Regions from separate parts of the Mus musculus genome. Here region 1 is linked to region 2. Evidence: chromatin contacts called from ENCODE Hi-C or POLR2A ChIA-PET data. All regions are on one chromosome and are shown on one strand. The core of a region is the stretch at or near the end of the contact, and the rest is flanking DNA. Distances in the headings are between cores, read along the strand shown.

Region 1 (2,748 bases), core at 6-2,505, 38 kb before region 2:
TCTCACTAAGTGGCTTGGGTTGGCCTGAATGGATTTTGAATCTGTAATCCTTCTGCGTCAACCTCAAAGGTGCTGGAACCCTAGGCTTTGGTATCTCCACGAACAAAATAAGCCAATTCAGGCCAAATTAAAGTATAAAGGCAGGTTTATTGGGGGCAGCCTCCAGGCAGGTTCATTCACCATACAGGAGGGGGGTGTCAGTGAAGTCACCATGGAAAGATAGGCAGAGAAGGGGGAGAGAGAAAGCAGGCATGCAGAGAGAAAAGAGAGGGAAAACCAAAAAGGTCTGTATTACATAATGAAGAGCTGCTGGGTGGCCCAGCCTCTGGGTTGGAAAGTTCAGTGTAGAGGGTGGGGTTTGCCAGTCATGCCCTGTAACAAGGATGAAGGATGGTGGGAGAACCTGAAGGCCAGGTCCACTTTGGTATGTTATATATGCACCTCAGCTACTTGTCCCGGATCTGAAACCCAACAGGCTTGTGCCACCAAATCTAGCTATTATTATTTTTTTACATTTAATTTTTTCATCATTTCATATATGAGTAATCTGTAAGCCATTCATTCCCATTCAACTCTTATCATGTCCCCTTCCCAACCTCTCAAATACATAAATAACCTCTACTCTATTTGGTATTGCGTAAATAAGGGCGTGTGTGTTTGTGTGTGTACTTCTGAGACAGGGTCTTGTTTATATGCAAGCTCAGTCTGGACTAGATCTTGAGATCCTCCTGCCTCTGCCTCCTAAGCACTGTTATCAGAGGTGTGCACCACCACGAGCGGCTTAGGCTTTGTCTTTGAAAATCCTTCTTCAGTGTCAGCTTTAAGTTGCAGGATTGCACTTCTAGGTGTGTGAATTCCAAGTATGTTCAGTGCCAGGCACTGGCGGGGAGGAAAAGGGGGCAATGGAGACCTCTATGGGCCAGTACAATAAGACAGCCTCCACTCACAAGGACAAGAGAAACAAGCGCGCATTTTACTCACGCTCTTAACTCCTTCCCTTCGCTCTCATTACTCAACATTCACACTCACCGCCACGCAGTTAGGACGGAACTGAAACCACCACCGGTCACGTGAATCAGCAGCCCCCCCCCCCTCCAAAAAAAAAAAAAAAAAAACCCAAAACGTAAGGCCACTCTAGCTAACGTAGCTAGCTAGCGCCAGTGCTCGAGGGCGCAGGCGCAAGACCTTCCTGGGCGGGGCTCAGGAAACCGCGCTCGAGCGCCAGATCCCGGATTGGCCCGCCGCGAGGCGGGCAGTTGGCTCTACCAGTCTAGTGCGTGAGCCCAGCCTGGGTAAGGCGGGAGCGAGCGAAATTCAAGCGCGGTTTTAACTGGGAGTCTCCTTTCCTGGGCTCTCCGGATTCCCTGGCCATGGAGGCTTCCCAAGGCTTAGCGGAAGTGGAGACTTTGAGCCCACAACTGGCCGAGAGTTACCTGAGGTATGTTTGGGTCTCCGGACGGGTCGAACTTGCAGTCCCTGGCCTGGGGTTGAGGTGGAGTGGCTCCCACCTCCCCCTAGGATCTGCTGTGGCTTTGACCAGATTTCTATTTCGGGGAGCTCGCCCTGCCAAGTCACTCGTAAGTCAAATAACTCTTGAGTATGAACTCTTTAAGAGCCTGAATTTTAATTAACTGATGAAATCTTTGAGTCTTTCTAACTCGCCAACCGCCAGACCTGGGAGAAAAGAGGAAAAATAGTCCCTAAGTTGTTAGCAATTGGGTAGTGAAAATGGGATCTGAAACAGAAATACTTTATGGTGTTTGATGGATGCTGTAAAATGTTTTATTTCCCGACCAGAGTGCTGCCATTAAAAGAAAGGGGGTCCAGTTACGAAGGGAAGACATATGCCCCCAAAGGAACCATTAAGCCCAGTGAATGAATACGCTTTCACCAGATGCCTAGGTTGGAATATTTAACTATTAAAAATTGTAGTGCAGGGCTGGAGAGATGACTCAGAGGTTAAGAGCACTGACTGCTCTTCCAGAAGACCCAGGTTCAATTCCCAGCACCCACATAGTAGCTCACAACCATTATGTAACTCCAGTCCTACAGGATCCTATGTTCTGGTACCTATGTGATGTACATGCGCCCCCCCACCCCCGCCCCGCGCGCGCATATGCAAAACACCCGTCTATGCCTATATAATTTTTAAAAGACTACATAAAATATTAGCAAAGGATTTGTAGACATTTCTCTTAAAAAACACATAATGGCAAACAGGCACATGAAAAGGTTGCTCAAAACCACCCCTAAGTAGAGGAAAAAAGATCACAACTATAATGGGGTGTGTGCCATCCCCTCCTGAGACTGAAGATACAGAGGGTTGTGAGCCACCATGTGGGTGCTGGGAACTGAACCAGAGTCCTCTGAAAGAGCAAGCACCTAGTCCTCTTAACTACAGAGTCCTCTCTACAGTATGTAGATTTATGTTGTTAACTTGTAGGGTTTTTTTTCCTTGGAGACAAGGTTTCTCTGTGTGGATCAGGCTGGCCTTGAACTCACAGAGACCCACATACCACTAACTTTTGCTCAGTGCTTGGATTAAAGGCTAGCGCCATCACTGCCAGGCATAGGTTTTGTTTTTTTTTGTTTTTTTTTTTTTTGAGGCAGGCTGCTCTTGAACTCTATCCTTCTCTCTGAGTCCACATAGTGATGGAATTACAGGTACATAGCACCATGTTCCAGTGAATCAACGATCAGTCAGTGGACAGAGCCACCAGTACTCTAAGTAGAGTTTTCCCTCGAGGG
Region 2 (2,823 bases), core at 105-2,604:
ACCTCACACTCAGGTCCTCCTCAGCCTCCCACTGCTGTGGCATGTCTCTGCAGTGCCTCACCCATTTCTCAGACCTTTCTTTACAACATCTTGGTTCCTTGGACCTCTGGGGTATCACTCTACTACACTCCATTTATTTGTCTCTTCTCTGGGTTCCTACAACCACAATCTTAGTTCAGGCCAACTCTCTCTCTTACCAGAACTACTGAAATCATCTCTCTCTCTCTCTCTCTCTCTCTCCCTCACTACTCTCCCCTCTCTGTTTGTTTGTTTGTTTTTAAGACAGGGTTTCTCTGTGTAGCCCTGGCTGTCCTGGAACTCACTCTGTAGACCAGGCTGGCCTCGAACTCAGAAATCCACCTGCCTCTGCCTCCCCAAGTGCTAGGATTAAAGGTGTGCGCTACCGCTGCCCGGCTTGAAATCATCTCTTTAAAGGACCTCCTGGCCCCTAACCAACCTTAATTAACACCATATACAGCACACCTCATGATTTAGTTTTCTTCTGTTTTAATTTCCCCAACTTGCTTATTTGTTTTGAAGTTTTACTTCAGCGATGCTATACTAAACTGCCTTTGGGGCTGGCCTCTCCGGGTTGAGGACTCTTTACCCTATTGCTGCTGCTTATCTCAGCCTGCCCAAAGTATCTCCAGTTTGTTTCTTTACCCTCTTTCCACCTTCTATAACATAACTCTCACAACTACATTCGGCACAGTACTTAGAGGCTACTATCTTCCCCACATTGTCCAGCGATGAATAAGAGTTGTCTTAGTTTTCTAGCCTGAAAGCACAATGTTGTCCCCAACAACGGTCTTCAAGAAGCGAGTCCCTCCTCATGTGTGTGTGTAGGGGAGGGGAGGGGGGGGGAGGTACGTCCTGTTAGTTGTTAAGAGGCCTAGATGGACTAGATTGATCACTAGTGTAGGCTTCCTTTTATTGCTGGCGTTTCATCAGATTCAATTTTAGTGGGAATAAACCCCAGGTCACGAGGAACCATCCCCAGCAGCTTCTATTGCCCGCCACGAGGGTCCCTGCACTGAAACCTCATGGATACCCTGAACCACAGCAGCTCCTCACGCACTGATCTTTCCTTACCACAAGAAGCCCAAACATAAACCACAGCGGCTCAGGGTGCTCCCGGTGGCCCTGCTGTCCGGCTTATGATCACCTCCCTCCCCCACCCCACACAGCTGCAGGTCTACTCCTGTCCTTCTCCCCATCCACCCCTACGCTCGCTCCATGACTGTCTCGGCAGGTCTACCTTTCCCTCCTTTTCCAGAACCACTTTTCCCCTTCGGCGGCATCTCTTAAGCTGGCGGATGAACTCTCCGGCAACTGTTCCGGTGCTAGCAAAAGGACCCCTCAGGCCCCACAGGTATGTCCTCCGCAATGCCTGAAAGCAGCGTCACAATCAACTATTTCTGCTGCGGTTCCAGAATCAGGCATAGCTTGGAACAGACCCAGTCCTTTGGTTCTTTGACCTATAGGAGCTAGAGATGTTAGACCAATGAGAAGCCGAAGCCTTACGGGGAGGCGGGAACAAAGGTTGCCCAGAGACGAGAAAGCGCAGCCTCTATTCTGTTCTTCAAAGCTTTTACTTGCCCTCATTTGCACTTGTTCTTTGCTCTCTCTCGCCCCGCCCACTTTTTTGTGCATGCGCAGTGCGAGCCTCAGGCCACTGCAGTTCTTTGGCGTGGGCTTTTGCTTTGGGGATTCTAGACAAAGGGACAGCAGAGGGAGTTTAGATAATGGCCTTCTTCCGTCCTCTCTCCGACTGACACAGACCTGCACTCCCTAATGGCTTTTCTTACTTACTTGTTTGTTTATATTTTTGCAGCAGTAGTTGATGGGGTACAAAAGATGGAATTTTTTTTTTAAAGCCTATCATCCCATTGCCTGTGACAGGCAGAAGTCTGTCATGGAGAAACATTGGAAGCAGCCTAAATTAATTTTAAAATAACGATTATAAGCTGTGTGTACAGAAATAGCCTTAAGGAAGATTATAGACCAAGATGTAGAATGTGATTTTTTAAAGTTATATATCCTGGAGAACATAATCTATGCACCTAAAAGACAAACAAGGCATTAATGCTGTTCAGCAGGATAGCATGTGACCACTCGTGTCAATCTATATAGTATTCATGTCTCTGTATTTTTCCAGAGTTCTTTTCTTTTTTCCTTCCTTCCTTTCTCTTTCCTTCCTTCTTTGCTTCCTTTCTTTTTTCTTTTGATACAGGGTTTCTCTGTATGTAGCCCTGGCTGTCCTGGAACTCACAGAGATTTGCCTGCCTCTATCTTCTAACTGCTGGGGCTTAAGATATGTGCCACCACCTTCCAGCTCAAAGTTTGTATGACAGCACAGCATAAGGCAATTTAAAGCTTGGATTCTGGAGGCACATGACCTGCTTTAAAACCCCTTCTACTAGTCCTGTGACCTTGAAGACGCTCTTGGGCTCAGTTTCCATCTTCTGCGAGATGGTGTTGTTAAAGTATCTGCTTATGGAGTATCATGAGAAATAATTTCATAGTCGATGACTAACTGGGGGCGTTTACTTAAGATGAATAGCTTTTGAATTTGCATCCCAATGTGCTCTTGATCTCTCTTTCTCACTCAGTCTCTCTTTTTGAGACCAGGTCTTGCTTAGTAGCCTAGACTGTTCTGGAACTTACTATGTCCTCCTGCTTCTGCCTCTCAAGTGGTGGGAATCATGTGCCACTTGGATACATTTTTCTCTTTCCCCCACAATCCTCCCCTCCTCTACCAATAATTTTCGTATATGACATCTTTCCCTCTATTCCATGAGATCACTGTCCTATCTTGGCTAT

What was found. A loop is a pair of places that touch in the nucleus more often than their neighbours do. ChIA-PET counts read pairs that join two places held with the same protein, here RNA polymerase II (POLR2A).
Region 1: a loop to region 2 is called in a map of heart, with 5 times the contacts of the local background. The contact joins the promoter of Ercc6l here to the promoter of Pin4 in region 2. A Hi-C loop is called at or near these places in 5 of 37 maps with a recorded cell type or tissue (gastrocnemius, heart and left cerebral cortex). POLR2A ChIA-PET finds 5 or more read pairs at or near these places in 3 of 5 experiments (Patski and embryonic stem cell).

What each region holds. Positions count from the first base shown.
Region 1 is chrX:102,155,598-102,158,345 of GRCm38, reverse strand. It overlaps Ercc6l (excision repair cross-complementing rodent repair deficiency complementation group 6 like), which reads left to right and starts at 1,255. Exons shown (of 2, transcript NM_146235.3): 1 at 1,255-1,438. The coding sequence starts at 1,371.
Region 2 is chrX:102,118,000-102,120,822 of GRCm38, reverse strand. It overlaps Pin4 (protein (peptidyl-prolyl cis/trans isomerase) NIMA-interacting, 4 (parvulin)), which reads right to left and starts at 1,354. Exons shown (of 4, transcript NM_027181.2): 1 at 1,259-1,354. The coding sequence starts at 1,301.